3 separate regions of the Homo sapiens genome follow, and all the other regions are linked to region 3. Evidence: chromatin loops called from intact Hi-C (ENCODE). Cell type or tissue: CD4-positive, alpha-beta T cell. All regions are shown on one strand.

The links. Peaks named below come from ENCODE experiments on the same cell type or tissue, not always from the same donor. Only the 100,000 strongest peaks of a DNase experiment are listed, where the experiment ranks them.
Region 1: a loop joins it to region 3, with 11 times the contacts of the local background. A loop is called at or near these places in 4 of 110 quality-filtered maps.
Region 2: a loop joins it to region 3, with 4 times the contacts of the local background. A loop is called at or near these places in 20 of 110 quality-filtered maps.

Annotation. Positions count from the first base shown.
Region 1 is chr3:45,075,010-45,083,009 of GRCh38, forward strand. It overlaps CDCP1 (CUB domain containing protein 1), which reads right to left. Exons shown (of 9, transcript NM_022842.5): 9 at 7,268-8,000. It overlaps LOC124906233 (a long non-coding RNA gene), which reads left to right. Exons shown (of 3, transcript XR_007095898.1): 2 at 6,644-6,865; 3 at 7,248-7,566. Among named protein-coding and RNA genes, the nearest start is that of CLEC3B, 53 kb to the left of the region's middle. In CD4-positive, alpha-beta T cell, a CTCF peak has its summit at 4,104; DNase peaks (open chromatin) are centred at 1,472 and 4,062.
Region 2 is chr3:45,107,153-45,115,152 of GRCh38, forward strand. It overlaps CDCP1 (CUB domain containing protein 1), which reads right to left. Exons shown (of 9, transcript NM_022842.5): 3 at 4,931-5,293; 4 at 3,321-3,689. Among named protein-coding and RNA genes, the nearest start is that of CDCP1, 35 kb to the right of the region's middle. In CD4-positive, alpha-beta T cell, no CTCF peak of the experiment used is centred here; a DNase peak (open chromatin) is centred at 3,199; H3K4me3 peaks cover 973 bases; H3K27ac peaks cover 1,056 bases.
Region 3 is chr3:45,162,892-45,170,891 of GRCh38, forward strand. No RefSeq gene overlaps it. Among named protein-coding and RNA genes, the nearest start is that of CDCP1, 21 kb to the left of the region's middle. RefSeq lists enhancers at 3,322-4,285, 4,286-5,249 and a silencer at 4,810-4,929. In CD4-positive, alpha-beta T cell, no CTCF peak of the experiment used is centred here; DNase peaks (open chromatin) are centred at 4,330 and 4,800; H3K4me3 peaks cover 503 bases; H3K27ac peaks cover 1,395 bases.

The DNA.
Region 1 (8,000 bases), 88 kb before region 3:
GTAAGATAAGGACTGAAAATTAAATATGAGGATTCAATAAAACTGTTCGTATAAATATTTTAGAAGAGTTCTTGGTACATAGTAATCATTCAATACATGGAACACACACTACACACACACACACATTTGCTATATTAGCCCTGTTCAATTGCATTTTCTGTGATGACAGAGATGTTCTATATTTGTGCTGTTCAATATAGTAGCCACTTAGCCACATATAGCTACTGAAAGCTTGAACATGTGGCTAGTGCAACTGAGGAATTACATTTTTTTAGAAGGGTGAAGAATTGTATTTTATTGAAACTCAACTCAAAAAAAGAAATAAGATGCTGTAGTGTGCAATGTATTCACACAAAGCACCCTCAGATGCATATTCAAGTCAAGTAAGAACTCCATATCCCTTTTCTTAGTTTTCCTACCCTGGGACCTTAGTCTCTTCCATATACAATCATGCACACTTAATTTGAAAAAGGAAACCCAGTGTATTTTGATGTATTCGTTAGCACCAAATTTAATGAAATTTTAATTAAATAAATACTGAAGTTTAAATAGCCACATGTAGCTGCTGGCTACTGTCTTGAACATAAGCAGTTCTGTAGTCCATCCTGTCTAAATAGACCTATTCTGTCTATAGGCCAATTTACAAACGTTCTCTTTTTAGATGATCAGCCAAATGAGTTTTAGCCAGCTTATAAAGGTGTGGCACAGAAGGCCCGTTGATAGAGTTTAAAAATCATGTGCACAGGAGTGGAAAGTTTGGGTGAGCAAGCAGAGGCCAGCACCCTGAAGAAAGAGGCTGATGGAGTTTAAGACACACTAGGACTCAAATCTCGGTCTGTCTCTTAGTTGTGAAGCCCCAGACAGGTTGTTTAACCTCTCAGAGACTGCCTCATCCTCTGAAAAGGCCTGGCTACTTAATTTGCCAGAGCCCAGGGCAAAATAAAAACACTGGGTCCCTTGTTCAAAAATTATTAAGAATTTTGAGCTGGCAACAGCAGAGACCAAGTGTGGGGCCCTTCCGAGTTGCAGGCTCTGTGTAACGCGTAGGTTACATGACCACGAAGCTGCCTCCTGGGTCTTGAGGATGCGGGCTGGGCAGTCAGAGTGTTGAAAATGGGAGAGGGAACAAAGGCGAGAGCGTTTGCTGCTGCTGCACTGCTGCTGGCCTGGGCAGAAGGCTGGGGTGGGGAGCTCTTTTCTTACATCAGTTTCAGATCTTCCCTCTTTCTGAGTCCTGTAGACTATAGCTAATCTTTTCCTAGGCTTGTTTGTTGGCTGGGTCTCAAATGACCATAGTCTAGCTCTTGCAGTTACCTACTGACATGGTTTAGATCTGTGTCCCTACTGACATGGTTTAGCTCGTGTCCCCACCAGATCTCATCTTGAATTGTACTCCCATAATTCCCACGTGTTGTGGGAGGGACTTGGTGGGAGATAATTTAAATCATGAGGGTGGTTTCCCCCATACTGTTCGCATGGTAGTGAATAAGTCTCATGAGATCTGATGGTTTTATCAGGGGGTTCTGCTTTTGCATCTTCCTCATTTTTCTCTTGCCACCACCATGTTAAGAAGAGCCTTTTGCCTCCCACCATGATTCTGAGGCCTCCCCAGCCATGCAGAACTGTAAGTCCAATTAAACCTCTTTTTCTTCCCAGTCTCGGGTATGTCTTTATCAGCAGCATGAAAATGGACTAATACAGTAACTTGGTACCAGCAGAAGGGGTGCCTCTGAAAAGATACCCAAAAATGTGGAAGCAACTTTGGAACTGGGTAACAGGCAGAGGTTGGAACAGTTTGGAGGGCTCAAAAAAAGACAAGAAAATGTGGGAAAGTTTGGTACTTTCTAGAGACTTGTTGAATGCCTTTGCCCAAAATGCTGATAGCAATATGGACAATAAAGTCCAGGCTGAGGTAGTCTCAGATGGAGATGAGGAACTTGTTGGGAAGTGGAGCAAAGATGACTCTTGTTATGTTTTAGCAAAGTGACTGGTGGCATTTTGCCCCTGCTGTAGAGATTTGTGGAATTTTGAACTTGAGAGAGGTGATTTAGGGTATCTGTGGAAGAAATGTCTAAGCAGCAAAGCATTCAAGAGGTGACTTGGGTGCTATTTAAGGCATTCAGTTTTAATAAGGAAGCAGAACATAAAAGTTTGGAAAGTTTGCAGCCTGAAAATGCAGTATAAAAGAAAAATCTATTTTCTGAGGAGAAATTCATGAAAGCTGCAGAAATTTGCATAAGTAATGAGGAGCCGAATGTTAATCCCCAAGACAATGGGGAAATGTCTCCAGGGCATATCAAAGGTCTTCATGGCAGCCCCTCCCATCACAGGCCCAGAGGCCTAGGAGGAAAAAAATGGTTTTGAGGGCCAGGCCCAGGGTACCTGTGCTGTGTGCAGTCTAGGGACTTGGTGCCCTGCATCCCAGCCACTTCAGCTATGGCTGAAAGGGGCCAATGTAGAGCGTGGGCTGTGGCTTCAAAGGGTGCAAGTCCCAGGGCTTGGCAGCTTCCACATGGTGTTGAGCCTGCAAGTGCACAGAAGTGAAGAACTGAGGTTTGGGAACCTCAGCCTAGATTTCAGAGGATGTATGGAAACGCCTGGCTGTGCAGGCAGAAGTTTGCTGCAGGGGCGGGGCTCTCATGGAGAACCTCTGCTAGAGCAGTGCAGAAGGGAAATGTGGGGTTGGAGCCCCCACAGAGAGTCCCTACTGGGGCACTGCCTAGTGGAGCTGTGAGAAGAGGGCCACTGTCCTCCAGACCCCAAAATGGTAGACCCACTGACAGCTTGCACTGTGCACCTGGAAAAGCCGCAGACCGCAGACTCAACGCTCGCCCATGAAAGCAGCCAGGAGGGAGGCTGTATCCTGCAAAGCCACAGGGGCAGAGCTGTCCAAGACCATGGGAACCCGCCTCTTGTTTCAGCATGACCTGGATGTGAGACATGGAGTCAAAGAAGATCATTTTGGAGCTTTAAGATTTGACTGCCCCACTGGATTTCAGGCTTGCATGGGGCCTATAATCCCTTTGTTTTGACAAATTTCTCCCATTTGAAATGGCTGTATTTACTCAATACCTGTACCCCCATTGTGTCTAGGAAGTAACTAGCTTGCTTTTGATTTTACAGGCTCATAGGTGGAAGAGACTTGCCTTGTCTCAGATGAGACTTTGGACTGTGGACTTTTGGGTTAATGCTGAAATGAGTTAAGACTTTGGGGGACTGTTGGGAAGGCATGATTGGTTTTGAAATGTGAGGACATGAGATTTGGAGGGGCCAGGGGTGGGATGATATGGTTTGGCTCTGTGTCCCCACCTAGATCTCATTTTGAATTGTACTCCCATAATTCCCACATGTTGTGGGAGGGACCTGGTGGGAGATAATTTGAATCATGGGGGCAGTTTTCCCTATACTGTTCCCATGGTAGTGAGTAAGTCTTACAAGACCTGATGGTTTTGTCAGGGGTTTCTGCTTTTGCATCTTCATCATTTTTCTGTTGCCACTGCCATGTAAGAAGTGCCTTTAACCTTCCACCATGATTCTGAGGCCTCCCCAGCCATGTGGAACTGCAAGTCCAACTATACCTCTTTTTCTTCCCAGTCTCAGGTATGTCTTTATCAGCAGCATGAAAACGGACTAATACACCTACATTAAAGGGCAGAGAAGAGGCCGTGCTGGTTCATCCATATAACTCATGGGATCATTAGGAGGTTCTTAAGGCTGGGTACAGGGGCTCATGCCTGTAATCCCAGCACTTTGCTGGGTGAAGGCAGGCAGACTCACCTGAGGTCAGGAGTTTGAGCCTGGCCATGGTGAAGCCTGCCTCTACTAAAAATACAAAAATTAGCCAGGCGTGGTGGGGCACACCTGTAATCCCAGCCATTCAGGAGGCTGAGGCATGAGAATCGCTTGAACCTGGGAGGTGGAGGTTGCAGTGAGCCAAGATCATGCCACTGCACTTCAGCCTGGGCAATAGAGCGAGACTCTGTCTCAAAAAAAAAAAAAAATTGTTCTTATGAAGCCTGAGGCTAGGAGAGAATTGGCCAGCAGGAGGCTGAGTTCCACCTTTCTCATTTCGTCATAAGCACGTTTAAAGCCAAGAAACAGCCTTGTGAACCGCCCAAACAGAACAGTGAGCTGTGAGGTTGGGTGTCGTTTGCAGGCTCCCCAGGACTGGCTGAGGATGCCTTGATGTGGCACTGATTAGAGATGATCCCAGAGACCACACAGATGTGAACAGGACTCCCCTCTTCCGTGGGGAACAGAAGTCCATGAGAGGCTGGGTCTGAAGGGCAGGGCGAGGGTAAAGGAGACAGGTTTGGCAGCAGCCTGGAGGGCTATAGGTGCTTTGCCCTGTGGCTTTAACATCAGATCCCCAAGTATCCCTGACCTGGGGGAGGAGCTGCCAACACAAAGTCCAGAAAGGGCAGGGCATATAGGTGGAAGCAGAAATGCCAATCAGGATGAGTGACAGGGATGAACCAAAGTTGGGTTCAATATTCTGGACCTGGGTGACTGGAGGAATCAAAGCATTCTAGAGTTAGAAGTGGCCTTAGAATATTTAATCTTGTGCCTAGGACTAGATATTGTGCTTCAGTGTCCCTGAGACCTCCTCCACCTCAAACTTGTGGCCTCCTGAAGGAAAGAAAAAGAGACAAACACTATCTAGGAAGCCCTGGGGTCCACCAGACTCCTCGGCAGCCACTCTCCCGACTGTGGCTCCCAGGAGAACCCAGTCTCATGGCCTAGCTGAGTAGCAGAGCACTGTGGAAAGGCTGTATGGTTGCTGCCCTGCCTCTTGCTGCTCTGTGACCCTGGGCTCGTGACTTCACCTTGCTGGGCCTTCTTTCACCAGTAAGCTGAAAATAAGCTTTGCTGCTAGGATATTAATTGGTGACATGAGATAAGGTTTGTAAAACACAGGGCACTTGCCTGACATCTACTTCCTCCTTGCCATCTGGAAGCCTCCAGTATAACACCTGCCTGAAGTCATAGCTGAAGTACAACATGTTTCTGACAATTAAATGTAACAGACATAATTTCTAGGGCACCCACTGCATTGGACAATGTGAGACAGATGGACTAAGTACAAGACATGGACCTCTACCTCTGAAAAAAGTAGCATCTTGGTTAAGCAAAAGACACACAAGCACAAGCTTTTTAAATTATGAAACTAATACAGCTACATGCAGAAGAATTATGAATCAAAAGGACTATTGGGATTTAGAAGGAGAGCTTAGCAGAGTTGGAGGGCTTCCTGGAGAAAATGGGCTCTGTGATAGACTCTGAAGTGCTGGTAAGGCATGGAAGGTGGGCAGCTTTTGCTGTGAGTTGTCCAGGAACAATGGCAAGAGCAAGGTGTGGGCAAGAGCAAGGTGTGGGCAAGAGCAAGGTGTGGGCAGGAGTGGATTCAGAGCCCCACTGGAATAGAGTTTTGAAGTCATGGATGAAGTGGGCGGAGAGAGGTCTGAAGAGGTTAGGAGGGCCAGGCAGTGGACTGGAGGTGCCACACCACCAGCAAAAGACCAAGGATTCTGTTCTAAGGGCCAACCAAGTCTGGAGGCACAGATTTCAGAGTGAGGGAGTCACATGATGAAAAAGGAATGGTGGAATAGAGGGGGATGTTGGATGGGAGGAGAATCTAGAACAATCAGGGTGAGTGACAGGGATGAAATGAAGTTAGGTCCAATATTCTGGGCCTGGGTGACTGGAGGAATCAAAGCATTCTAGAGCGTGAAGTGACCTTAGAAGATGTAATCTTGTATAGCCATTCAGAATAGGTTAATGCCTTTCCTGGGTCCACGGCAAGTTCTTCCTCTCTTAGTTCTCTCAAGAGCTGGTTGTTGAAAACAGCCTAGCGCCACCCCTTCCCCTGCCATTCTCTCCCTTCCTCTCTCACCATGTGATTTCTGCACATGCAGGCTCCCCTTTGTCTTCTGCCATGAGGGGAAGTAGCCTGAGGCCCTCATCAGTTGCAGATGCTGGGTTTCATGCTTCCTGTACAGCCTGCAGAATCATGAGCCAAATAAACCTCTTTTCTTCATAAATTACCCAGGCTTATGTATCCCTTTATAGCAACACAAATGGACTAAGACAGTACCCTCCCTATGGGGCAGTGTCCAGAGAGAAAAGGCCAGAAGACCAAAGACTGAACCTTGAGTCCTGGGAACAGGATCCAGGAGAAGGGGCAGTCAGAGGTGGGATGCAGCCCAGATGTGGTCATGGTGATCAAGGACGCAGTAGTGAAGGTGGTCAGTGCTGTCCACAGGCATGGTACTTGGCTGTGATCTCCCCAGCCCCACTGAAGCCTATTACAGATGGCTGCAAATTCTTTGACACCTCTCCCACTGAGATGGGGTGGGGGAATCTTTGCTTCCTCCATGTAAATCGGAGTAGGTTCTGTGACTAATGCCCCCCATAGAATAGAATGGAAGTTTAGCTGGGCATGGTAGTGCATGGCTGTAGTCCCAGCTACTCGGGAGGCTGAAGTGGGAGGATCGCTTTAAGCCCAGGAGTTCTCCAGCTGGGGCAAGAGAGTGAGAACCTGTCTCAAAAAAAAAAAAAAAAAAAAAAAAAGGAATAGAATGGAAGTAATGTCATGCCAGTGTCCAGTTCCAGCCTCTGAGAGACTGGCTGTTCTGACCTTTAGAATCTGGGAGCACTCAGTTGTGGAACCCAGCCACCATGTTGTGAAGAAGCCCTGTGCAGTGGTCCAAGTGACCAGGAGTCAAAGCTCCCAGCCAATAGCCAGCACTAACTTGTCAGCAGTGTCATGGAGCCCACTTGAAAGAGGATTCTAATTATGCTGCCCAAGCTGTGGCCACATGGAGGAGAGATATACAGTCCCTGCTGAACCCTGCTCTAATTACAGGTTTGTGAGCAAAACTACTAATTGTTAACTAAATTTTGGGGTGGCTCATTACACAGCAACATCTGGTTTTCTCGGTGGATTCAATCCAATGTGCTTGGGTCTCCCCTCCTAGTGCATGGCAGATGGTGGGGGCCATGGGAACTTCCCTCTCTCACTGCTCTCCCTTAACTTTTGTTCTGGTGGCTGGTGACCTCCACGGGGCTTAGAGATCAACTGTGGTCAGTGATTAGGGTGGCCCTGGGCCTCTATGGGGGTTAGGTATTGGGAAAGGTCACAAAGGGTGGGGCCCATGTAGCCCCCACAAGAACAGAACAGAACAGAACAAGCCCTGGCCTCTCAGCTACCCATTGGCATAGCTTCCATTCCTTCCACTTGCATACAGGGAGACTTGAAAACCAGTGGTGGCGAGACTCCAAGACTATTATTTTTATTTCCGGACAAAAACATCTGCTTCACACAGTGCACGGCATCAAATGAAGAGGAAAGAACTTGTATCCCAAAGCCTGGCTTTCTGTATCATCCACAAATTAAGACAGCATCTGCTGAGCCCATGCTGAGCCTGTCACAGTCAACAACTGGGAAACCGGGGCCTCTACTGAACCAGGGGACAAGTAGCCGAAGCACTTAAACAGCTTGATACTTGTTTTTTGGTACATTTGTTTATTTAAAGCACAGGAAATGAATAAAATGCCACCTAAAAAGTATCTGCAATGAATAAATTATTTCCAGTGAAGCACTGCAGATCCACACACACCAGTCTGCTAACCTTTACCAAGGCCATGTCCGGTGGGCTTGTGCTTGTTCCAGTTGACTCTTCCTTGAGACCTTTCCCTTCTGTGCAATGACCACAGCATTAGAGACCAGTCCTGCATGCGCTGGCCTTCCTCGTAGGCATGGCAGACCACGTGGATGAGCAGTGGGCTGGCATGCAGTAGGCTTCAACAAATGGCACTTCACTGTTTCCAGTGACCCTGAAATGTTTTACGTAAGTGGGGCCTGGGCTTTAAAGAAAAGAGCCAGGGTTCCTCAGGCTGGGCCCCTTCACTGAGGCACAGCTCCAGGAAATACTGGTCTCAGGAGCCAGCAACTTGTCCAGGAGTTTTGAGCCCTCAGTTGAAGGAAAATGGCCACGTGG
Region 2 (8,000 bases), 56 kb before region 3:
CTGGAGCCACAGTCTAATCTCTTTGTTTGAACAAGTGTTGTGTCTTTCTTTCCTTTCTTTCTTTTTTTTTTTGAGATGGAGTCTTGCTGTGTTGCCCAGGCTGGAGTGCAGTGGCACAATATTGGCTCACCACAACCTCCACCTCCCGGGTTCAAGCGATTCTCCTGCCTCAGCCTCCTGAGTAGCTGGGACTACAGGTGCCTGCCACCACGCCCGGCTAATTTTTTGTATTTTTAGTAGAGATGGGGTTTCACCATATTGGCCAGGCTGGTCTCAAACTCCTGACCTTATAATCTTCCCACCTCGGCCTCTGAAAGTGCTGGGATTACAGTCATGAGCCACCGCGCCCGGCCCGTGTTGTGTCTTTTCTAACCCTGCATGCCTGCCTTGACCTAGAACCCTGCAGGAAACATTTAAAGAGCGCTCACTACCTGCCAGGCACTGTGCTACCTCACACTGTCCTCACAACACCCCGATGAGGACAGTCTTACCACTTCCACTTTACAGATGAGCAACTGGGTCACAAAGAGGTGAAGTGACTTGCCCATGGTCAAAGTAAGTGGGGGAACCAGATTCAAATCCATGCAGGCCAACTCCAGGTCATTATCCTTAATGGGGCTATGCTGCCAGCAATACAAGCTGCCTACAAACACTTAGCAAATGAGAGAGAATAAAGAATGAGGGCTGGGAGTGGTGGCTCACACCTGTAATCCCAGCACTTTGGGTGGCCGAGGCGGGTGGATCACTTGAGGCCAGGAGTTCAAGACCAGGCTGGCCAACATAGTGAAACCCAATCTCTACTAAAAATACAAAAAATTAGTTGGGTGTGGTGGCAGGCGCCTGTAATCCCAGCTACTCAAGAAGCTGAGGCAGGAGAATCGCTTGAACCTGGGAGGTGGAGGTTACAGTGAGCTGAGAGCCGAGATCACGCCACTGCACTCCAGCCTGGGTGACAGAGCAAGACTCTGCCTAAAAAAAAAAGAAAAAAAAAGAATGGGTCAGACAAACAGGTAGGGGCACAGGACTGGCTTCCTTGGGCTAGCCCTTGAAATTTAGGGTCCACATAGAGGTTCAGAGGATCAAGATGAAGCTGCCCAGAGATCAGAGTTCTCAGGCAGTCCAGCCCAACCTAAATTTATCCCCAAAGATATTTCTGCCGCCAAGTCCACTCACTCCGCTAGAAACAGTGCAAAGTTAGAGGGCTTGACACTGCTAAACACCTCTCAACGGCAGTTATTGCCCTTTAATCTCAGCACTAAATCCATGTCCTTCTTGATGCTGTTTATAGCACGTTTAACAATTTGATTAGTTTTAGAAATCAACCCAGCTGATGTTACAGTTAGCAGAATTAATCAGAGCTTCTAAGCAGCATTCCACCATGACTGAGGTGATAAACAAATCCCCCTGTCTTCTAAACCCCAAGCCCACTCCATTTCTAAATCCTTTTGTGGCTGTTTTCAACATTCTGATTGTACAGTTGTGACAGTGGAATCATAAAAATGTCTCAATGGATACACACACACACACACTATATATATATGTGCATGTATACATATATATATGCATGTATACATATATATATGCATGTATACATATATATGCATGTATATATATATATGCATGTATACATATATATGCATGTATATATATATATGCATGTATACATATATATGCATGTATATATATATATGCATGTATACATATATATGCATGTATATATATATATGCATGTATACATATATATATATATGCATGTATACATATATATATATATGCATGTATACATATATATATATATATATTTTTTTTTTTTTTGAGATGGAGTCTCACTCTGTCACCCAGGCTGGAGTGCAGTGGCCCAATCTCGGTTCACTGCAACCTCTGCCTTCTGGGTTCAAGCAATTTCCATGTCTCAGCCTCCCAAGTAGTTGGGATTACAGGTGCGCGCCATCATGCCTGGCTAATTTTTGACTTTTTTGTAGGACGGGGTTTTGCCACGTAGGCCAGGCTGGTCTCGAACTCCTGACCTCAAGTGATTTGCCTGCCTTGGTCTCCCAAAGTGCTGGGATTACAGGCATGAGCCACCGTGCCCGGCCCCTTGTATATATATCTATACACACATTATACATACATACATATGGACGTTTCCAGGGCAGCACCAGTTGGGCAATCCCTCTAGTGGATCCCACACTGCCACTTTTCAGATGCTTATCAGCCCTACAAAAAACAGCAGCACGCCATTCCACACTCCCACTTAATTTTTCTGCCTGGCTCTGCCTACTTCCTAGAAGTAAATAATAGTAAAAACAAGAATGAGAATCAGCCCTCTGAACAGCGTCCATCCTTAGCAACACACATCAGAAATGTCCTGGTTGGAGACCACTTGCCACAACTCACTCCTTCACATCATGCATGAGGCCCAGGAAGAGCCAGTCTGAGTTAATTTTGTATCTTTTATCTCAAAATCTGCACGACACCCCTCAGGGCCAAGACTGGGGTGAGGCAAGCCAGGCACCTAGGGAGCAAAGTTTAAGGAGGTGCTCACTCTCAGGGGCTGACCTTGCAGGTACATGACCCTGAGAGTGGGTACCTCCTTATATATTGCACCCTGGGCACTTTGCCTTACCCTAGTCCTGGCCTTAACTCCGCTTTTCTATGTTCATGGCATCTCAGCAACTTTTGTGGAATGATGTCCAACCTAATTCTCATCATCCTAACTGGGCTTCAGTGTGGGCCAGAGCACAGGCTCAGGGTTCTGAGCTTGCTCTGCTCTTAACAAGCTGTGTGATGTCAGGCCAGTTCCATAACCTCTCTGAACCTTCTGGTTTCTCATTAGTAAATAAAGATAATTCCCACCTCCCCTACAGGGTTGCAATAAAGATTAGCTGAGATTGTGTAAGTGGCGTGCCTAACACAAGATGACATGCAGAGTATGTGTCCATAGTAGGGGTGCTGAGCCATAAAACTGTAAGTTCCCATCATCATCGCTGATGGTGCGGGTGACATCCTCATTCACATTGCAGGGTCAAGACATAAGATCTAGAAAAATGACCTTTCAATGCCTTCGTTAAAAACAATTTAGCATCTTGAATGCAAGATTTCTTTTTATTGTGCTGAAATGGAACTACATACCGGGTGTTCACCAACAAGCCTGTCTAACTGCCTAGCAACCCACTTCCTGAAACTCTTGCTGGGTCCAGAGTCTAAGTGTTTCAGAAGCCACAGATGAGAAACAGGAAGGGAGCCTCACCCAGGCAGACTACCCAGGAAACAACGAAGGTGCTGGAGGAGGAAGAAAAAGGAAAGTGGGGCTCACTCACTGCTTTCATTTTGTGGATGTTGGACCAAAACTTGGAACTGCAGCCGGAGGATCCCTGGACTTTGGGCATCTTGGTCACAGCCTTGCAGAGAGAGGTTGAAGTTCCCCGCCATGTTCCCAGGCTGCTTGTCCTCCAGCTTGAACACCTCGGGGTTGGTGGTGGAGCCCGGGATGTAGTATTCAACCCGCTCCTCCTTCCTCTCACAGTTGGAGAGGTTGAAGTTGAGGAAGGAGACGCTGGCCCGCAGGTGTGCAGGAACGACAAACTGCCACGTCATGAGCTCATCCTCAGGGAAGCCTTCTGGGTAGTTGGCAGACATCAGGGTTGCTGAGCCTTCACCCTCAAACACAGACTCGATGATGCACAGACCTAGTGGGAGTGGAACCCAAACCAGAAAGAATAGGGAGCCATTAGACCCTGTCCTGGTTGTCTGCAGCCGAGGGGTGGGGGTGTAGGAAAAATGACTGCAGTTCTCAGATCCTGAGCAGTGGGTCTAGATACTGTATATTTGGACTCAAGGCAGAGATTGGGAATGCAGACACATCAGTGGTGTGCGAGTAAATATTAAAAACCGGTCCAGTGGTAGAGGGGAGAGCCCTGACTTATAGCGTCTGCCCACTTCCATAGTGGATGTAAATAATCCCACCACGGTTGATTTCAAGCTACCAACACCAGGTGACTGAATGTGGAGTTGGGCAGTAGCACACCTTTATATTATTCCCTCCATACAGATACGACAACACAAATAACCCTGAAAGCACAGGCAACAGTAAAATAATTAGGAAGTGATGAGTTTTGAGTATTTATTACCTTTGTTTTAAAAATAATTTATTTAATTATGTTAATTTAATTCTATTTTTTTATAACGGATCTGTTTCACATCAGCTCACAAAATGCCTGAACACTTAACAGTCAGCTCTCTGCCAGGTGCAGTGGCTCATGCCTGTAATCCCAGCACTTTGGGAGGCCAAGGCAGGAGGATTACCTCAGGTCAGGAGTTCGAGACCAGCCTGGCCAACATGGTGAAACCCCGTATCTACTAAAAATACAAAAGTTAGCTGGGTGTGGTGGCGCACGACTATAGTCCCAGCTACTTGGGAGGCTGAGGCAGAAGAATCGCTTGAACCTGGAGGTAGAGGTTGCAGTGAGCCAAGACAGTGCCACTGCACTCCAGCCTGGGCCACAGACTGAGACTCTTTCTCAAAACAAACAAAAACAAAAATAAAAACAAAAAACAGCTTTTATGAGCCAGTGTGAGTGAGCTCTGCACATCACTGATACGTTTACAGAAAATGTGAAAGAGATGGAAGACAAAGAAGTTAGAAATGAAGCAATCAAGGTGGGTCTGTAGAACCAATCCCTTGTCATTTTTTTGAAAACAAGTATCACATGCAAAAAGGACAAAGAGAATCACCCCGTTTGTTTAATAGAGAAGAGGGGGTTCACACTAGGAATGCATGACCCATGTCACTTATAAGAGAGCTAGATCTTCCTTTATGGTTTTTATATTGAGTATTAGAGATTTGCTGACATTTGACCATTTCTGACCTAGAACAATGATGATCTTGTGTGTTTTAACCTAATCAGATAGCAGGGAGGGGCTTTCTCACGTTTTATAGATGAGCGGTTTGCAATGCTGAAGCCGGAGACATTTCTGGGGTGGAACCATGGGAGGTGTAAGGCCATTTTCACTCCTTCTTGCATCTTGATCCGGGACACAGTGCCATTGCTGCAGAAGGTTCCGATCCTGACCACGGTGGCATCGATTCGGCCGCTGATGGAGTGAGTGACTCCGTCTGGGCAGCTCTCACCCGGACCGATCTGCCTCAGGCGAGGGATGGAAAACTGCAGCTCTAAACCGATGCTCTTATGAGCTTTGACATCCCAGATGAAAGTTCTGTTGAGGGTAGGCAACAACGATGTCGAGGGCTGAAGCTGAACCTCCCCAAAAGGACATGGGCCTGACATACAGTCTGAAAAACAGTCACAGAAGCAATTTTGATCACAGATGCTCCAAGGCCCCACACCACTCCTCCTCCACCACTCAGCCCCCTGTAGTAGACTCTTTGGGGCTCCCCCAAGGTGGCCTTTACCAGGCAGGGGCACCCAGGCCCCAACTGCTGTGAGTCTTAGTGGCCAATGGCTCACAGATGTACCCTCCTTCGGGGAAGTGCCTCAGCTCGGGGGAGCTGCCTTGAACCAGAAAAGCCTGAGAGGTGTTGCAGCCCCTCATGCCCATCCCAAGGGAGAGGTGCTGTCTACAGCCAATAATGGCCTCCTGCAGGAATTAAAAAGTCTGACCTCCTTGCTTCAAGTGATGTAACCTGGGTATGCCATTCATACTCCAGAGCTCCCCATGGGGTCAGGCTGAAGCTACTCTTCAGCTAAAACCGCATCTGCATTCAGCTACGTGCCCTGCTCTATCCTGCTTTCCTCACTTCTGAGAGCACTTTCTTGATCACTGACTTAAACAAAAAATCCTGTCTCAGGCTCTGCTTCCAGGTCACCAGACTTGAGACATCTCTTAACTACTGTGATTTCCAGATTAAGTTCCTGGGGTCCAGTGGGTGAAGCCAGAAGGAAGGCATTTGTAGCAGAGTCTGTGCTTTGGGATCTCCTACTTCTCCTGTACTAAGAGAGTCACGATTTCACAATTTGTAGAGCACAGTGCCAAGATCCATCCTTTAAAACTGGTTTCCCCATCAACACATTCATCAACATAGCAAATATACTCTGAACGTGCAACTCCCCTGGACAGCTGGAATCTGGCGGCGCCATTTCTCTTCTTGCACTGCCTTAATGCTGATATTTTATAACCACTGCAGTTGAATTTCTTTTTTTAAGGCTAACAGCTAATAACATCCTTTGATATATTTGTTTCCTAAGCCTTTTAAAACAAAGCAAGAAATATTATCAAAGAGAAAACAAGAGGAAAGTGAGGGGACGAAACAGAAAGTAGGCAATGTAACATTAAGGTTTTGTTGTTTTGAGCAGGGGGCATCTGAAAGGTGTGATAGACTCTGGCCTCCATAATAATAATTTGTGAATCTTTACTGCTGTTCTATTGGGGTATTTGAAAGTATTGTCCACTCAAAATAGAATTATGGAGAATTTCAGATCAGTCTTGGATCTCTGAGGTCATCCAAGCCAGACCTCTAATTTTTGCAAAGCAGCTGTGGATCCAGGTGACTTGGGCTGGCACTTGCAGCAAGTACACGGCAATTCCAGATCCCAGGACGAAAGCTCAGGCTGTGTTTGGTCAGCCCTTTCTTGCCAATGCGCTATGCTGTCTAACCAATAACACAGGGTTAGATAACATGGTGACTAACGTGACTAAAATTAGACTTTGCGTGTTAGTAAAGGTAGTTCCTATTTTAGGAGCTCATGGAAACTTCAATGTTTATATCAAGCCACCTCTTTCTTTCAAAAGCAGACCTCAAGTGATTTTCCACGCACACCTCCAGTGTGCCCAGGGCAACATCAGTTGGCTCTGGCTAGGTTCTGTACTCTTGTGGAAACATTTAACTCTAGTAAGGCAGTGACTCTTAGCTCTGGTTCTACCTACAACTCACCTGCAGGCCGTTTAAAAACTACACATGCCTGGACCATCCCAGGGATTCTGATTTAATTCTATAGTAAAATCTGGAGTCAAAAAGCCCCATCTCCCAGCCTCAGCTCTGTCAGCAGCCATGTGACACTGTGAGAGTCAGGTTATGAAAGCAATTTTTCATTTGATGCTAAGAGCTTTGTTTTTTAGGATGAACACACAGGTAAGAGTAGTCAAAATGATTGGCATGCCTCGGAATCTTCTCCTGTACTCTGTCCAGTGAAAACATTTTAAATAACTAAAATGATTCCTGTCCAGAGGATGGAGAAGTATTATTTCTGAAGTGATTCATAAACTCATTTTCCCCAGCAGATTTCTAATTTCATTAACTCTCTTTTTTTTTTTTTTCTTTTTGGAGATGCAGTCTTGCTCTGTCACCCAAGCTGGAATGCAGTGGCACCATCTTGGCTCACTGCAACCTGTCTCCCAGGTTCAGGTGATCCTTCTGCCTCAGCCTCCCAAGTAGCTGGGACTATAGGTGTGTGCTGCCATGCCTGGGTAATTTCTTTTGTATTTTTAGTAGGGGTTTCACTATGTTGACCAGGCTGGTCTTGAACTCCTGACCTCAGGTGATCCATCTGCCTCAGCCTCCCAGAGTGCTGGGATTACAGGCATGAGCCACCATGCTCAGCCAACTTTCATTAGTTCTCATGGAACTATTCAAGAAGAGATGAGAATGGAGACATCAAATTTTATCTGATGCTGATTTCAGAATGATTGTTCAGAAAAGGCAATGAAGGGCAGGTGGACCACTGGACCTGATTCAGTGTCTAGATTTATTATTTTAGAAATTGATATTTTCATATCATTTTCAAAAGTTGTGAGCATGGGTTTTTACTACATAGTAAGCCATGTGGGCATCCTAGGATTGAGAGACTGAATGCATTCAAAGGCTTGACTTGTGAAATGTGTCACTTGTTACATTTTTCCTTTTTCAAAGTGGAAGTCACTTTATTGGTTTAACTGATTATAAAAGTAATGTACAGTCGTTTTAAAAACAAACAAAAAGACAAGTGGGTGTGGTGGTGTGTGCCCAGCTACCCCAGAGGCTGAGGTGGGAGGATCACCTGAGC
Region 3 (8,000 bases):
AGAGAGCAAAGGGGATATTTCTTCCTTGGCTCCTCTACTGCTTTGTTTTTTCTTTTTTTGGGCTGTCGTTTGAATTTTTTTGTTTTGTTTTGTTTTGTTTTGTTTTGTTTGGAGACAGAGTCTTGCTCTGTCCCCCAGGCTGGAGTGCAGTGGTGTGATCTTGATCTCAGCTCACTGTCACCTCCGCCTCCTGGGCTCAAGCGATTCTCCAGCCTTAGCCTCCCAAATAGCTGGGATTACAGGCATGCATGGCCACACCTGGCTAATTTTTGTATTTTTAGTAGAGACGGGCTTTTGCTATGTTGGCCAGGCTTGTCTCGAACTCCTGACCTCAGGTGATCTGCCCGCCTCGGCCTCCCAAAGTGCTGGAATTACAGGCGTAAGCTACTGCGCCTGGCCTGAATTTTTCAAGTAATAAAATATATTTGAAGGGTCCAAGGCTAGTCCCAAGAAAAGTGCCAAGAAAGAAAATAGCATAAACAAGAAAGTGTTTGGGAGGAAAACTCATACCACCTCTAAGGGCTATGAGAGAGATGGGGTGAACTTCATCAGTGACAGGGGTAGTTTTTTCTGGGAGCATTTGTCTGTTTGGGACTCCTGGGGTCGGATGGGGTAGGCCAAACCAGTCTCATCTTTGCTTAGAAGTCAAGAAGGGTCTCCAGGCCAGGGGAGGCTCCACTGCTCGTGTGATGCTCAGAGCACTTGCTGCGGTGTGCTGTTCCCCAGCAGGGACTGACAGGGGAGGTTTACTAAGATGGATGTGAGTCTTGGCATCGGGTAGGCCTGGGTCTGAATCTGCCAACGACCTGCTTTGTGACTTTGCACAAGTTACTTTGCAGCTCTGAGTTTCAGTTCCCTTATCTATAAAATGTTCATCAGAGTGTCTGTTTTGCAGTATTGTACTGAAGATTCAAGAGAATACTTGCAGGGTACAGGCAGAACCCTACAATCGGGGCCAGAGGACACAGACTTCACCTGTACATGGCAGCATCATGGCCATCCTTGGAGAAGCCGTAAAGATTCCTTTGAAAGCCTGAAACAGGTGATTTAGGCAGCATGAAGGCAATTAGGAAAGAGCAGGCTCTGAGAGAGGTGGGGATGGGTTCCAGTGTCTGAAGGGCCATTCTCTTGAGCCAGGACTGGAATTCTTGTTTGTATCTCTACAGAGCAGAACTCTGGGCATGGGTTGGATGTCACAGGAAGAGGACTTTTAGCTTAGTTCAAGGAAGAGCTATTTGTCCAAAGAGGTACTTGGGGTGGGGAGAATCATCTCCTGCGCTGTGAAAAGTTTGCAACAGATGCTGGGTGACTGTCACCCGAGACCACGCTGGCCTATTCTAAGACGCTGACTCTGAGCTGCAGAAACTCACAGCCAGTTGGGGCCAACTCTGGAGCAAGCCAGGAAGCACATGATGTTTGTCCATCTTCAAGTTCTCTCTCTAAGGCCTCTGTTCCCTGGCCCACTGTATCTCCCACCAGAGCTGGTCCTCTCTGGGGCTGGCCCTCTTGAGCCATACACACCCTTCCCTTCTCTGCTATAAACACTCACATTGCTTTGGTGCCTGGATCTCACCCGTCATGAGGGGAATCAAGACCAAAATTAATCCACACCGAAGTGTGAGAGACTGACAGGGTCTTACAGCTGTTATTCATCCCACTCCCACATCCCAATATTAATGTAAAAAAGAAAAAACCATTCCCTTGGACCTACTGTCCCATAAGGACATTCCTTCCCAGAAGTAGTTCTCAACCTTAGCCACCTATTGGAATTACCTGGAGTTTCAAAAATATGGATGCCTGGGTCCATATGGGACCCAGGGATGGGATTTCACTGGGGAAGGGGAGGACAACAGGGAGGCTGGGCATTGGAAGTAACTGAAAACTTCTCAGGTTACTAACATGCAGGCAAGGGTGAGATCCCACAGTGCTGGAGCATCACCCTTGCCCCCAGACACTTTGGGTGCTGCAGCATGCTCTGCTCAGAGGTTGGTGGCTTTTCTCTCTTTGGGGTGCAGGTGTCCTCTGCTCCTCTGTGAAATGCGCTTCAGGGCTCCACTCCCCACAGCTTCTGGTGCTGCCAAGCGTGAGTGGCTAAGATAGTCTCATTCAAGAGTGATGTATCAGCAAGCCCCACTGGCGACCGATCTAAGCCATGTCCTCCAATCAGCTGTGTTAGTAATGAGATGTGTTACTGTTCTAAGGGTACACAGTCGAAGACCACCTGCCTTCAAATCTAGCCTACTGTTTGATCTTTACCCTCTATGAGCCTGTTTCCTTACATATAAACTGGAGATATATAACTGCATCTACCTGATAGGGTCATTATAAGGACCAAATAGGACCAAATAATGGAGCATAGTGCCTGGCACTCAGTGAGTGCTTGGAAGCACTTGCTATTATTATGAACACATTTTTTTTTTTTTTTTTTGAGACAGAGTCTTGCTCTGTCACCCAGGCCAGAGTGCAGTGGTGTGATCTTGGCTGACGGCAACCTCCGCTTCCCGGGTTCAAGCTATTCTCGTGCCTCAGCCTCCTGAGTAGCTAGAATTATAGGCGCTTACCACCATGCCTGGCTAAGTTTTGTATTTTTAGTATGGGGGGGTTTCACCAGGTTGGCCAGGCTGGTCTCTAACTCCTGACCTCAGGTGATCCACCCGCCTCAGCCTCCCAAATTGCTGGGAATACAGGCACGAGCCACCGCGCCCGGCCTAACACAATATTTTTATCTCTGTTTCCTGTATCCTGAGTCACTTTTCAGGAACAAAAAAAGACTTGCAGACACTGACTAGCTCAGTCCCTAACGGTGGCAGGAAGCAGTAGGTAGGTGATCAGAAGAGAAATTTCCCATAGCAAATCAGGGTCTGTGGTCAGGCCAGCCTTGGCTTGCTACTCAGTTTTACTGACCCCAGTCGGAAGATGGGAAGGAGGAAGCAAGGAAGGGAGTGCCCTGCAGGCAGCCCAGCCTTTTGAGTGGGCAATAATATGGCTTGGAATTGTTTCCCCACCAAAATCTCATGTCAAATTGTAATTCCCAGTGTTGGAGGAGGGGCCTGGTGGGAGGTGATTGGATCACTGGGGCGGTTTCTAATGGTTTAGCACCATCCCCCTAGCGCTGCCTTGTGCTAGCGTTATCTGGGGATCTGGTTGTTTAAAAGTGTGTAGCACTTTCTTTTTTTCTCTTTCTCCTGCCAGCCATGTAAAATGTGCTTGCTTCCCCTTCACCTTCCACCATGATTGTAAGTTTCCTGAGGCCTCCCCACAAGAAGAAGCCTGTACAGCCTGCAGAACCATGAGCTAATTAAACCTCTTTTCTTTATAAATTACCCAGTCTCAGGTATGTCTTTATAGCAGTATGAGAACAGACTAATACAGGGAACTAGTGTCAAGTTGCTGGCAGAAGATTCTGAAGCGGTAGAGTTGAAGCCTCAGGAGCCTGGCTGGCCTTCAGGGTCCCTGCTTCCTCCTGTCATGTGTGTCATCCTTGGGCAGTGCTTTCTGTCCACTCCATGTTCTCCTCGTGGTTCTTACCTCCTCTCCTTGTTATCCAGGACATCTGCTTTATATGCATTTTCTCCATGTGTTCTGTCCAGTTTAATGGCTCTGTAGTAAAAAGATTAATCCTGACATAAGTAAGAGACATCTGGAAACAACTGACCCTGTTAATTCTTCTCTTCTCTCCTAGGGCCTCAGGGTTCTCAGTGGCTCTGCTCCAAGGCCTCACTGGGGAGCGGGAGAGGCCCATTTCAGTGGGTGAGCAGATGGGGGCTCCTGGGCTGAGGCCTTCCCAGAGGCTGGGCGGTGGCCAGCCATGATCATGGGCCAAGGTCACTTGTTACTGTACTGGAAGAACAGGGCTAGGACTGGAGGTCAGGCCAACCCAGGGTCTCAAGACCCATTCCAGGCAGGACCAGTCCCCAGCAAAAGGCTGCCAGGCTGCAGCAGCCCTTGATTTTCTGAGCTGCTCAGGGTAAGGACATCCTGAGAAGGAGGCTGCCTTTAGAGAATAGGACCATTAAAAGCTCATCCTAAATGAAGCACCACCAAAACTCCTCAAGATTGTCATGGTTGTTCAAAAGATGGCCAAAGTTTCTTTCTTTTTCTCACTCTGTTCCCTCTCTAGCTGCACCCCTTGTCTCCCTTCTCTCCCTCTCCTTCCTTCTCTCTCCTAATTGCATTTCTCAGTGTGCCTGCATCTGACTGCCTGTCTGCCATTGGAATGGGCACAGGTGTTGGGGGAGGATGTCTCCACCACAGGTCAGCCTGGGTACCAAGGAAGTGTTTGGGGAACTGGCTTCACTCCTTCCACCCAAGCCTATGTCACTTTTCAACCGACCAATGCAGTGAACAGAACTCTGAGTCACGCAGGAAATACAGTAATTTTCTGAGGAACAATAAGCATCCATTCTGCAGTTGCCAGTGGTGACTATATAGCCCTTCACTGCCATTGAGCTCTTTATTTTGGGGGGACCGGGGGTGGTATGTGCATATCTGGCTCTCTATTTTATTTTTATACAAACGATAGCATATACTGTTTGTCTTGCCCTCAGGTTTGGTTTCTGTTGCCGCTGTTGTTTTCTTTTCCAACATCATAAGCCTCTTCCTTATCTTTCCATGTCTGCACACAGGAAGCGGCATCACTTGTTTTTCATGTCCTGCGCATCGAGGCACACTTTCTGCTCCTCTTTGTGCCGCCAGCCGGCCCAGGCCCACAGATGGTAGGACTTGTGCCCCAGGCTGCTGTGTGAGTCAGAGTCAGGCAGGAAGCAAATGGCAACTTCACCGCGGTGACTGAGGAATGCTTAACGAAGGCGCCGCCCTTGACAACGGTGTGGGTTGGTAAAAGGAAACAGCCGGGAGCCCTGCAGCGCCGGTGCCGCCACCGTTTAGTCTGACTGTGCATTTGACTAAGTCACAAGAGGCCAGGCCTGTGACTTGTCCGAGGGAAAAACCACCAGAAAACCAGGTGTCTGGGCTCCCAATCAGTAATCTTCATTGGGTTTGCTTTGATTGTAAACGAACAAAAAAAAAGCTTAGTTATTTAAATTCCATTCATGAATCTAGGAAGGAGCTTAGAAATTAGCCTTTTCCACAATCAAGACCAATTAGTCAACTCTTCTATTGTAAGTTTTCATCATTTTTCTGTTTACCCAACTTACAAACTGCTTTTTAAGTCAGAACTTGAAGATTTATTCCTGGCAAATGTTTTTAAGAGCAAAAATTTGGAATCAGTGTAAGTGTCCCCAAATAGGATAATGGGAAAGTAAATGAGGATACATCTACTCAGTGGAAAATATCTTAAACTGTTTGAAGTTTGCAATAAAGTGGAAAATGCTTAGCTGTTATGTTCAAGAAAAATTATGAAGTCTAATTTATTTAGAGTGCCATGATAATTATGCTAATTCATATAGGCACTGAAACAAAAAAAAAAACCCTAAAACTTACATGAAGAAAAATAGACTGGAGAGGAAGACACCAACATGTTACTGATAATGATTATCATTTTATGGGTGAAATGAGATTGATTTTTATTCACTTCTCTCAACGTTTCCAAATTTTCTCCAGTGGTCATCTAATACTTCCAGAACAACAACAGCATTAACTACAAGATCACAGTTCAAAGAAACAAGTCGCTGAGATAATTTGACAAGTGGTCTATATCCAGAGCCATTAATATACCCACAACTTCTGACCCAGTCATTTCTCTTAGGAATCTGTCCTGAGGAAGTAGTTCAGCTTTCAGAAAAAGCCCTAGGCAGGGAGATGTTTACTGCAGGGAAAAACTGGAAACCACGTAGATGCCAAACACTGTAAAAATAGTTAAAGAAAACGAGGTTCAGCCACTTGACACCACTACGTATTCATTAGGAAAGAAAATGATGACAAAAAGCATGCACTGTGACACCAAAGACAAAACTCAGCATTCACAATTGAATGTGCAGTATGATAAGAGGGTTTGTTTATTTTTATTTATTTTTATTTTTTATTTTTTTGAGATGGAGCCTTGCTCTGTCACCCAAGCTGGAGTGCAGTGGCGCCATGTAGGCTCACTGCAACCTCTGCCTCCTGGGTTCAAGTAATTCTCCTGTCTCAGCCTCCCGAGTAGCTGGGATTAGAGGGGTAAGCCACCATGTCTGGTTTTTGTATTTTTAGTAGAGATGGGGTTTTGCCATGTTGGCCAGGCTGGTCTCGAACTCCTGACCTCAGGTGATCTGCCTGCCTCGGCCTCCCAAAGTGCTGGGATTACAGGTGTGAGCCACCGTGCCCGGCTATAACAGGATTTTAAAAACGCTATAGGTGTTGAAAAAAAAATCCTCAAAGAAGACGAGATGAATGGTTATTGATGGCGGGGCAGGGTGATGAGATTGTGTGTAGTTTCTTTTCTTGATTCAGCATTTTCTGTAATGGACTTGTCTTGCATTTATAACTGTAAAACGTAATGAGTAATGGAACAATTACTTGGTTCCAAAGCACAGAGTCCAACAGGGAAGGCTGGTGGAGAGCAAGCCCCTTTGTCAGCAGTGGAACAAGAGGGAAGGAGCCATCGAGGAGGGACTGATGAGATCTGACTAACTCCAGCACTAACGAAGCAGTGAGTGGGTGAAAAGAAATTGCGGGGCCTTGCAGGGGTCTAGGTGGGGAATGGAAAGATAAGGAATGCAAAATACACAGTTCTGTGGAAATCACTCAACAGTCAACAGACCACCTCTGGTGGACGAACATCAAATTCTGTCAAATCCCTCCTACCCTAAAGGTCAGGGAGAGGAGAGCTGAGGGCAGCCTCTAGGTGACCTGAAGAGGGGACATGCCCAGTAGGACATAGGAAGCCTGAGTGCAGGGGTCAGTACTGCCAATCTTTAACAGAGGATGCAGGGATTGACCAGAGCGCCCTGAGGCCACAGTGTCCAGCTCACAGTGTCTGTGATTTGCATTGCCCTTTTCTCTTGAAATTGTCTTCCTCATCCTCCACAGTGTGGTCAAAACGGCTTCCCCTCTGAGGCCTTCCTTCATTTCCCCCACCTGGATGGCACATCGTTTATATGTGGGTCTACAGCTCGGTGCCACAGCTCAGAACTGATTTTGTTCCATCTGAAAACAGCGGAATATACACCTGTCAGCTGAGGAATGTTTAGGATGTTCCATATACCGTGCTTGGTTCCCAGTTGTCCCGGGCTGGGTTAGAGCCTGGCTCTGTGTATTTGTGCTCCAGTTACTTCATGCTGCATAATAAACATTCCAAAACCTAGGGGCTTTATTTTGCTTGCCTCTGTGGTATCAGCTAGGGCAGCCAGAAGGCTGGGGCAGGAATCTTCCGAGGCTTGCTCACTAATGGCTGGTGACTGGTGCTGGCTGCCAGCTGGGACCTTAGCTGGCACTGCTGGCTGGAACACCCACGAGTGTTCCTCCCTTTATGGCCTGGGCTTCTTCACAGCATGGTGGCTGGGCTCCAAGAGAGAGAAAGGAAGAGAGAGAGAACACATCAGACAGGAGGAAGCTGTATTTTCTCTTATGACCTAGCCTCAGAAGTCACACAATGTCACTCCCCTGTGTTTCATTGGTTAGAATCGAGTCACTAAAAGGGACTCATAGTCAAGGGAAGGGGAATGAGACTCTACCATTTCCTAGGAGGAATGTTGCAGACAGGTCTTCAACCCCCACTGTTGGCCTTTGTTGTACGCCTCTTCTTTGTACCTAACATAGAGCCCTGAACAGAATATTAGGCAAAATTGCTGGTTGGGTCAAGTTGCCTTCTGGATTGGTACAGATCTGGGTGCAGAAGATAGATTGGAATGAACCCACTTCCTTCCCATTAAGTCACTCAGAAACACAAAATGTTTGGAGAAGTCAATCATTTTCTGCCTCCAGCTGCCCACAAGCTTGTGAGTTGACTAGGTCAAGTTTACTGTCTACATTCTGTCCCCAGTTTCCCTACCCAGCCTTTCCCCCACTGCAGCATAATGTCAAACCCATCGTTTAATCAGACAGGTACCCTCACGGTCTCC